Regions from separate parts of the Homo sapiens genome. Here region 1 is linked to region 2. A link is a contact called in ENCODE Hi-C or POLR2A ChIA-PET data. All regions are on one chromosome and are shown on one strand. Each heading gives the region's core, a stretch centred on a gene start or an enhancer-like site at or near the end of the contact. The rest is flanking DNA. Distances are from core to core; before and after follow the strand shown. Region 1 has its middle 19 kb from the start of LINC02970. Region 2 overlaps MIR1-1HG (MIR1-1 host gene).

The links. Hi-C counts contacts between places; a loop is a spot of excess contacts on that map. ChIA-PET counts read pairs that join two places held with the same protein, here RNA polymerase II (POLR2A). Pooled maps may share reads with other maps.
Region 1: a loop to region 2 is called in a pooled map, with 2.1 times the contacts of the local background. The contact joins two enhancer-like sites. A Hi-C loop is called at or near these places in 5 of 168 maps with a recorded cell type or tissue (Caco-2, DLD1, K562 and 2 more), 2 of 37 single-sample maps with no recorded cell type and 5 of 50 pooled maps. POLR2A ChIA-PET finds 5 or more read pairs at or near these places in 2 of 52 experiments (MCF 10A and PC-3).

Annotation. Positions count from the first base shown.
Region 1 is chr20:62,619,841-62,625,098 of GRCh38, reverse strand. No RefSeq gene overlaps it. Among named protein-coding and RNA genes, the nearest start is that of LINC02970, 19 kb to the right of the region's middle. RefSeq lists enhancers at 260-309, 570-929 and a silencer at 440-529. Within about 2 kb of position 1,523, at least 38 of the 41 ENCODE cell types and tissues checked have a DNase peak (open chromatin) inside an H3K27ac peak, as active enhancers do.
Region 2 is chr20:62,568,572-62,573,505 of GRCh38, reverse strand. It overlaps MIR1-1HG (MIR1-1 host gene), which reads right to left. Exons shown (of 4, transcript NR_171007.1): 4 at 2,742-3,062. It also overlaps the pseudogene RPL7P3. Among named protein-coding and RNA genes, the nearest start is that of MIR133A2, 6.1 kb to the right of the region's middle. RefSeq lists enhancers at 1,269-1,398, 3,701-4,202 and a silencer at 1,589-1,678. Within about 2 kb of position 2,890, at least 2 of the 41 ENCODE cell types and tissues checked have a DNase peak (open chromatin) inside an H3K27ac peak, as active enhancers do.

The sequences.
Region 1 (5,258 bases), core at 274-2,773, 53 kb before region 2:
GTGCCTGAACCCGGAGCCCGTGCCTGGGCACACGCTCACCTGCCTGGTCCGGTCACTGCAGGCTCCGTCCAGGCCGACTCAGGTGACTCTCGGGAGCACAGGCTGCTGTTGTTCCCAGGACCCTGGCACTCCTTACAAAGACTTACTGAGTGGACAGCCTTGTTCCTCCCTCGAGTGGGGCGGACGTGCCCTTCCTCTCTGAGTAGACTAGGGGTTTGCTCTGTCCTTTTAAGCACCGAGTTCCGGCACAGTCTGCTCTTTCGGTAAAACTGGCAGAAGTGTGGTTGGATGGTCGTTTCCCTTTTTTGATGATGACATCTTTGGATAATAAAGAGCTTCTCCTAAAAATATCCAAATACAGAAGTACCTGGAAGCTGCTTAGGAGACAGGCTGGGCTCCTGGTCCTTCTGGGCCTCATCCTGGCTCTGAGGTGTGTCCATCAACACAGACAGATCAGGCCCCACAGCAGCCAGGGCCCTGGTCCCGCGTCCCTGCACGGGCCCCCGCGGGCACCACCTGGAGGCTGCAGGTGTCGCTGCCAGGGCCAGGGTGCACTGCACACTGGGTCCCAGGGGTCTCCACTAGAGGTGACACGCGGCCCTTCCAGCCACTTTCCATGGGCCCAAGCAGCCATGCGTGCCCCCCTACCCCTGGGGGAAGTCAAATCCTGCCCCTTGCTCTCAAGGAAGGGCAGGAATATAGGATCAATGTGGGAGGCTTTTGTCTTGGTTTGGGTCTGGTTTCATTTCAGGGGAAGCCACACTCCCTCTCATCTCCACAGTGGCTGGAGTCCTGCGACCTCAGGGCCGAGAGGAGACCCGGGCGGGATCATCACAGCTTCCCAGGTGCTCCTGCCAAGGTCAGCGGGGAGCGGGTGGCCTCCTGCAGCCCCTGCCCCTCTGGCGGGGATCCTGAGTCCTTGGCCTGTTGTGCTGCCTGCCCTGGAACGTTCTGTCCCTTGCAGATGCTGGTGGGGCGTGGCCAGACACACCCCTGATCTGCAGGTGGGAGGGGCCCCGACCACTGCTCCCCACAGCCCCGCCCCTGAGGCTGAGTGAAGTCATGCTCTGGGCGGTTGTGACTTCTGGTCCGGTAGAAACATTTCTGGTTGAGCTATCAGTGGCTGAAGGTCCTTCCTGCCCTGGAGAGGAAAATTTCAACCCTGGAAAATTACCAGGGCAGGCGGCCAGGGAAGTTTCTGCCCTGGGGCGGTGGTTTGAGAGTGAAGTTTCCTGGGCTGGTCTCAGCCTGCAGGGGAAGCACTGGCTCCCAGGAACTTTGACAAGCCCAACTCCCCTGGTTCTCTGGAGGCCAGGAAAGCTGTCCAAGGCTTTCCCGACGTGGGCAGGAACCAGTCATTGTCACAGGGAAGCATGGCCTTTGGGACAGGTGCAGGCTGTTAGCTGTGTGTTCAGAAGGCACGTAGACTCCTTCCAGCAAGCGTAGCCTCACCCACCTGACTCACGCCTTCATGGCGCCAGCTCCCCTCCCCCAGCCCCTTTAGGGAAACTTTTCAGAGCACCCGGAAGCCAGGCAAATACCAAGGGAGGGTTAAATACCCATTAAATCATTAAAGCAGAAAACACATCTCCTCCTTCGTCCCACCCCTCCTCTTCACGCACACCCCCTCTCTGTGGGTGGAGGGCACCTGACCCCCTCCGGGTCTCTCTGCCGCTGCTGGGACTCCCAGGCCTGTGCCACACGTGCCAGCACACACCTCAGGCTCCACGGGCCCTGGGAAGGCTCTGAAGTGCTCCAGAGGAGACACAATTAGGAAGCCATGCCCAGCTCCGCTCTGAGTGAACCACAGAAAACTTCACTGATGGAACCAAAACCACCCGGGCAGCCCTTTGGCTGTGGAGGACGGTGTGAACGTCCGCGGCCTCGGAGGCTGTGGAGGGAGGACGGTGTGTACGTCCGTGGCCTCGGAGGTCCCAGCTCAACCAGGTCAGGCTGCTCTTCCCGCCTGTTGGGACTGATGGGCCTGCCATAGGCCCTGGAGCCAAGGCCACCTCCGAGGCTGGGGAGCGTCACACGGCAGGCACTGTTGAGGCCGCCTCCCCTGGTGACCGAGTGGCGTCCCCGGGAGGTGACCGCCCAGGAGGCAGCACCAGCCTGCCTGGCACTTACATGGCCCCAACCCAACCAGTTGGGCCGTCGCAAGGGCCAGCACCCAGGCAGCACTGGGCCTCGGCTTGTTCACCTGTAAAGCGGGGGACACCAGGACTGTGAGGAGCAGGGGGACGACTCTATAGAGAGCCCAGAGCAGCGTGAGCCGTGGGCCAGGGCTGCCTCCGGGCCGGACTCCCACGGTGGCTTCTAAGTTAGAAACATGCAGGAGACCACGTCGTTTCCTGCTGGGAACCTCCCGAGGCTCCTGGGGCCTCAGAGTGAGACCTGCACTCCTTTTCTCGAAGGCCGGGTGAGTTTCGGGGGCTGCAGTAACAGCCCCAGCGAAGGGCCGACACAGCTCACAGGTCACCTTACAGTTCTGGAGGCAGAGGACTGAACTGGGGCACCAGGAGCCAGCAGGAATGAGCTCCTTCCGGAGGCTTTAAGGCAAAATCCATGTCCCTGTCTTTCCCACCTGCATTTCCTTGGCTCAAGCCCTTGCTTGCAGCCCTCAGACCTCTACGCCCCTCCTCTGCCTCGGACCTCTACGCCCCTCCTCTGCCTCGGACCTCTACGCCCCTCCTCTGCCTCGGACCTCTACTCCCCTCCTCTGCCTCGGACCTCTACTCCCCTCCTCTGCCTCCGACCCTCCTGCCTCCTTCCTAGATGGCCCTGGTGATTATACTGGGCTCACCCGGATAATTCAGGCTCCTCTCCCATTCTAAGGTTCTGAACTCCTTTGCCAAGTAAGGTGACAGTCACAGACTTGGGGGATTAGGACATGGTTGTCACGGGGGCTGCCATCCAACCTGCCTGGAGGGCATTCCTGCTCGGAGGACCTCCTCCCGTGCGTGGTCTCCCCTGATGCTGGCTTTTGCCCCCATGGTCTCTGCTTCCCAAAGCTTTCCCTCCGCCTCAGCCCCAGCTGTCCTCCCCACTCTCAGGGTCCTGGCCCCAGGTCCTTTCCCCAGAGGCCAGCCTGGCTGCCGGGACTGCTCCCATGAGCTCCTTGTCAATGCAGTGTCTGTTGGCCTGCAATCCACCCTTTCCCCATAGACTGAAGTGGCACCCAGGCAGGACAGCCCCCCTCATCCCCGAGGAGTGCCAGGGTTGGGGCACGTGTGCCAAGGAGCCCAGACCTGCCCAGAGCCAGACCGGCTCCTCTTCCTGCCCCTGGGTCACGGCTGCCCTGAGTTCTCCAGGCTGGGGTGAGCTCCGCGTCTCAGCCGTGCTCGGGAGCAGGGCACTCAAAGCTTTTGTCACAGTTTTCTGTCTGTGGATTCATTCTTTCATCTGGTTTCTTGGGCTTTGACTTCATCCTAGCACTGGGACGCGGTGCAGCCAGACAGGGTCCTTCCCGACGCCACAGATACCACGGGTGAGACAGCCACGGAGGCACAGCCACACAGGCGTGGTCGCAAGCCAGCATGGTGTGTGTTTGGGAGCATTTGGCTGTCACAGGCTCTGACCTCGGCAGGGCCAGGGGCTTCCTGGGAACATGACTCTGAGCCGGGATCTGAGGATTAGCAGGTCCTGCCCAGTCGAGGGAGGGCGGGGCATGGTGAGCGGCCGAGCAAGGGCCCCGTGGCAGGAAGGAGCTGGACACACACAGAAAAATGCCAGGGGGTAGTAGGAGGGCATCGGGGTGGGGAGGCGGACCGTGTGGGTGATGCCAGGCTGGCCGGCGGGGATCGGGGTGCGCAGGACCTGCCAGGCTGCGACCCCAGGGCAGCGGAGGCACGGGAGGGGTGGAGGGGGAGGCACGGGAGGGGTGGAGGGGGAGGCACGGGAGGGGTGGAGGGGGAGGCACGGGAGGGGTGGGGGAGGCACGGGAGGGGTGGAGGGGGAGGCACGGGAGGGGTGGGGGGAGGCATGGGAGGAGTGGAGGGGGAGGCACGGGAGGGGTGGGGGAGGCACGGGAGGGTAGGGGAGGCACAGGAGGGGTGAGGGAGGCACCGGAGGGGTGGGGGCACAGGGTCTGCCTCTTGCACTTGAGTGCTCTTCCCCCCACCCCCAGGCCTGGACGTGGGCGGTGACGGCTTTTGCATGGGTCCTCCGGGCAGCAGGCAGGGCTTGCACAGGGGTATGGGGCTTGGGAGGGGCATGGTGCTGCCATCTGTCCAGAAGAGGGGTCTAGGGCGAGCAGAGCCCCCCGCCCCCCGAGTGCTAACAGCCTCCTGGGGAGGAGACTCTGTGCCCACAAGGGCCTGGACGCCTGGGCTCAGTCAAGTCCGCCCCTCATGGTGGGGCTTCCCAGGCTCTTGTGCCCTCGGTGTGCAGTGCCCACCTGATCCTTCGCTCGCCCAACCTCAGAGCCCCTGCTTCTCCCACAGACACTGATAACACTCATCTCGTGGCTGTCAACCCAGAAGGGATGCCTGCAGGTGGGGGCCAGCAATGAGGCCTTCGAAACCCCAATGCCATGACTCTGTGGGGGATTTGGCACAGAGGGTTTTATTGTATTGTCTTAAAAATTTAAAACCAATACCCATTTCCATTATTAAAAACTTTCAAGTTTGTTTGAAACAATTTGGGTGACAATATACTTTTTTACTCTACATTTTATTAAATCTAAATACAATCAAGGATTTCTGATAAAAATTTAGTGTCTGATTGAGATGGTCTATAAGTGTAAAACAAACACTAGATTTTAAAGACTTAGTAGAAAAAAGGGAGAGTAAAATCACTCTTTAATAATTCTTTAGGCCAGGCATGGTGGGTCATGCCTGTGATTCCAGCACTCTGGGAGGCCAAGGCAGGTGGATCACCTGAGGTCAGGAGTTCGAAACCAGCCTGGCCAACATGGCGAAACCCCATCTCTACTAAAAATACAAAAATTAGCTGGGCATGGGGTGGCACACGCCTGCAATCCCAGCTACTCGGGAGGCTGAGGCAGGAGAATCACTTGAACCCGGGAGGCAGAGGTTGCAGTGAGCCGAGATTGCGCCACTGTGCCCCAGCGTGGGTGACAGAGCGAGACTCCATCCCTCAAAATAATAATTCTTTGTATTGATTATCCAAGTGATAATATTATGGCTCTATTGGATTTAAATAAAAATAGTATTGGCTGGGTGCCGTGGCTCATGCCTGTAATCCCAGCACTTTGGGAGGCCGAGGCGGGCGGATCACCTGAGGTTGGGAATTCG
Region 2 (4,934 bases), core at 1,641-4,140:
ACTGAGACCTACCAAACACGTTTCGGTTCATGAATCCATAATGATACATATTTCTTTTAAATTCAAAGGCAGTCACCATTTATTAACTTACCAGATTACAAAAATAATGATGTAGACCTGAGTTCATTCTGCTAGAAAGCCTGCTGGTCTGGTCTTCCTGGCTGCCAGCACCCCTACCTTCTACAAAACGAGTGGGCTTTTTCTTCATTTCACCTGGTGGAGAAGAGAACTTCAGCCCACAGGAGGTAGTCTGCTTCTTTGAAGTGTTTTCCAGCAGCGTAGATCTCATGCATCAGACCCTCCACGCAGACGATGCCGTATTGACCAGGAACTCCAGCAGTGGAAGAGCGCTCTCCAAGGTGGCCCGCTTCCTGTTGGTGTTGCCGGAGCCGTGCCTGGAGACCTGCTCCTCTACCGACTTCGTGTTCAGGCCCCCGACACAGTGCGGTGTCTGCTTCCACGTCCTGAAGGCACGTTCACTGAAGCCTTGCTGAGATGGACAGATGTGCCCCTGAAGACACAGTAAAGGTGAACAAGCTGCAAGCCCACACCGGGGACCCCCTGCTGCCAATGGCCAGGCCAGTCTGGGCTCCCAGGTGCGTACGACGAAGTGCCTCTGTCCCAGTGCCACAGTGACTCGGATCCCAGCTCTGGGCTCTGTATTCCTTGCGGTGGTGCAAAGCTTTCTCATAACTCAGCTTCCCCCTTGGCTTTCAAAGCATCTTTTTAAAAACTCCTGTCTCAGGCACCTGATCTTTAGTTCTGTGAAATCCTTCACTGCTCCATAAGGGGCTTCTGGTGCAGCAGGAACCTTCTCTTCCCTTCGATGCCGTCCACAGTTCCTGCTGGAAAGGGGCCTGCGCGCACAGTGGTATCGAGCAAGCCAATCCTCAGGAGGGCTTCGGGGACCTGGTGCATTTTCCTGAAAAGCGGCGGCTGCAGGAGAAGATTTGTGCCTTTATCCTGCTTCCTCTGGACAGTGGCACTGGGGATGAGACTGCGTGGAGGAGAAGAGTTTCCATAAAGGTATCCCGACAAATAAGTGAAAAAGAACTTCCAGACTCAGGACATCACCGTCTTGCAACCTTGATGGATTAGTGGCTTGAGGCACAGAGCAAGCCTGGCCACCATTCCAGGAGTGCACAGCCCTGACCTGTGTCCTCCTGATGGGGGGACAAAACAGAACCTGGGTTCCTGCTGCAGGGATGCAGCCTGAGTGGGAGGAGTCTCCGGGTCCAGCCACCAGCACACAGGAAGCTCAGAGGACAGAGGAACAGGCAGAACTGCACCAAGAGGGCGCCACCAGCAATCCTGATGCATGACACACCCCAGGCCAAACGACCTGGTCCTTCAGCAGACACATTATAAAAAAAAAAAGAGAGAGCAACAGGAGGGACCTACAGACTGAAACAGACTTGAAACATTTTTAAAATCAAGCTGTTATAAAAAGTTAGGCAAAGCTGGCAGGCTGTCGTGGCTCCCTGCCTCCCCACAGGCCCCACTTTCCCACAGGCCCTGCCTCCCCACAGACCCCGCCTTCCCACAGGCCCCACTTTCCCACAGGCCCCACCTTCTCACAGGCCCCGCCTCCCCACAGACCCCACCTTCCCACAGACCCCGCCTTCCCACAGACCCCGCCTTCCCACAGGCCCCGCCTTCTCACAGGCCCCACCTCCCCACAGGCCCCACCTCCCCACAGGTCCCATCCCACTTCCTGTCTACAGGAACTTCCACAGGGTCTCATTGAGGTGCCAGGGCAGAGGGGTGGTGAGGGGCCATAGCTTTGGGGAGGGGAACACAGAGGGAGAGGGAAGGGAAGGGGGAAGCACAGGGTTCACCTGGGAAAGCCCAAACAACCCCCCATGTGACTGCCTCATTCTGAGCTTCTCAGGGAAGCTCCCTCAGCCACCTCCCACCCATCCCCCTCCCCCACCTCAGGGACCCAACCTCCTCCCTCACTCAGCCTCCCCTGTCTGCCTTAGCTCACACCCAGCCCCTTCTCCAAACTGCCTGCGTCTGCTGCCGGAACCCTCTGTTGGCCCCTAATCCTACTGATGGGTGGTCTCACCTGCTGCGAGGCATTAGGCGTCTGTGTGATTGTGTGGTGGGGGGATGGGAGCGTGTGTGCATGTGAGTGTGTGCACATGTGTGCCTATGTGTGTGTGTTGTGCATGTGTGGGTGTGTGCATATATATGTTTGTGCACATGTGTGTGCCTGTGTGCATGCATGTGTACTCATGTATACATACATGAGTACCTGCATTGCTTTGTGTATCTGTGAGAAGCTGTGCATACATGTGCGTTTATGTGTGTGTGGAGGGGTGTGCCTGCATGTCCGTGTGTGGGAATGTGCAGGTAAGTGCATGTGTAAGCATGTGTCTGGGTGTGCACGTGTGTGCCTGTGTGTGCATCGTGCATGTGTGCATTGTGTGTGCCTGTGTGAGAATGTGCATGTGCCTCTGTGTGTGTGTTTGCACGTGTGTGTGTTTGCACATGTGTGGGTGTGTGCACATGTGAGCCTGTGCCAGTGTATGGGGTGTGTATGTGCTTGTGTGTGTTTCCCCAGCTGTAAGTGCTTGGCATTGGACTGAGCCAGAGGCGCACTGACGAGGAGAAGCACATGCCAATGCTGCTGGTGCTCGGTGGCATGACCGCTGTCATTCTGAAGTTTTTGTCTGACAGTGGAGGGATCTCCCCCAGAACACACTGGGGAGCTGGGGAGGATAAACAAGGTCTGAAACTGGGAATGAGCAGCTCATCTTTATTAAGGGTGGGCCTAGATACCCGTTCAGGGGCCATTGGTGGCATAGGTGCCAGGTGGAGTCCCTTCAGCAGTGGCTCCAGCCATAGCAGAGGAGGCGTTCCCAGCTGCACGGACTGGCATCGCCTCCAGCCCTGGTCAGCACAGATGTGCTGAACTTCCCCGTCAGCTGTTGCCCTTCACACACTGGAGCACTGTGGGGCTGGGGCTGAGAGAATGCCTCAGCATTGACAAAGAGAAGAATTTCTTTCAAATGAGCATTTTCCTTTTCTTTGTGAGTAATGGACATTTCAGGGCTGACCTACAGGAAAAAAAAAAACCCAGGGCAGGAGCCAGGACCAGAATTCTGTCCTAGAGCACCAGCCTCGCCCCCAGCACGCTGGGACAAGTGGACACAAAGTGAGGAAGCAGGAGACGGAGTGGCCGGGGTGGGAGCAGGGTCTCTTCTAAGGGCTCAAGATCCAGGACTGAAACACACAAACCCAGGTGGTCGGCCCAGGGGTCCTGGGGAGGGCGTGTGGGTGTTCCCACTGGAGGCAGCAGAGCAGGGATCTGGAATCCTTGGTCCAACCCAGGTCATTGCTCCTTGTCTTCAAGAGTTTCCAAAGCTTCCAGATCACGGGTTGTTCCTGAAACTTGGGAGGCCGCATTGGCCATTCTGCCTGGGACCCCGCCTCCTGTTCAGGCCCTCGGAGGCTTGTCCACACCCTGCCCCCGTTCTCTGGCTTCCTCCACAAATACACCTGGAGGAAGTCCCAGGCCACGGACACGGGAGCAAGGGGCTGGGAGAGACAACCTCGACAAGCGACCCCACAGCCTAGCGCTTGGTGGCCCGTGTGCCCTGCTGCAGACCAGAGGCCGCCCGGTCAGCAGGACCTGAGGAGGGACAGGGTGCTGGGGTGGGAGATGGACAGCGCCTGAGCGAGCTGCTGAGGAGAGGGAAGTAGGGCCCTGCAGAGGGACGGGAGCCACGGCAGGGGCGGCAGGTGTGGTGGGTGCAGGAGGTGCGGTGGGCGCAGCAGGTGCGGTGGGCGCAGCAGGCGTGGTGGGTGACCCACGGGAGGCTGCTCAGGCCTTTGCCTCCATCCCATGCTCAGGAGGAAGGAAGTCAGGATGTTTTTGGTGATGCCATGGAACCACAGGCATGTCAGAGCCAGCAGAGTTTGGACAACGTTGTGCCCAGGGCTTGGCACAGGAGCATTTGTGGACAGCAGTGAGGTTGCTCGCATTGGTCATGGATGGCGTGTTGGCACTGCATTGACCCCAGGACCTCGGGCAGGAAGGTGGACAGAGCCACTGATGATACAGGAGGGGGCCCAGGCACTGCTCTGCAGAAAGGGCTGTTTATCAGCCCTGTGGCCGCTGCCTTAGTGTGTGTGGTGGGAGGTGGGATGGGGATGAACTGAGCTACGTATGGAAAAAAAGTCTGGAAGGAAGTGCCTGGCATCTCACCAGGGGCTGCTTGGGGTCGCAGAATTTAACCTTCTTTCTGCTTGTTTGTGGTCAACACCACTTTCTCCCAGAACAAGGAGACGCACACACACACACTACGTTACTTCATCCCTTGACATCTGGGAAACTGCACACACCTCCCACCCTCCACCCAAGGCTGCGGGGAGAGGGGAGATTCCACAGTGACCCACTGCAGCCAACAGGGTCCCGAGTGTGATGGCGGCTGCTAGAGTATAGAGGAGAGAGACGTACTGCTGAGAGGCCGGGGGGCTTTCCAGAGGAGATGGCCCGCTGAGGGGTAGGGAGGAGAGGGAGGGGACCTGAGCAAGGTGTACGCAGGGCAGGTGCGGGGCCAGCAGGCATCAAGAGGACCAGGTTGATGTGGCTTGTTCATAAGACTCACCAAACACACTCGGTAAAAATTCAGGTTCCCAGGCCCTTGCTCTGGAGGCTCTGACTGGGGTAGGGGTGGGTACGGGGCCTGGAATCTGCATTTCTAATGAGCTCTTGGACTTGTCTTACAGTGATACAGGACCCAGGATCTGCAGATCCTCAGCCGAGGTTGGGATGGGCCAACTCCTGTCACCTTTGCACCTGGTGGGGAGAGGCTTTCCCACAGCACCGGACACTTAGACCCATCCTCTCGGTCACTGAGCTGGCAATGTCCACTGCTCACTCAGGTCCACATTCTCACCCCTCCCAGGGAGATGAAAAGACAGAT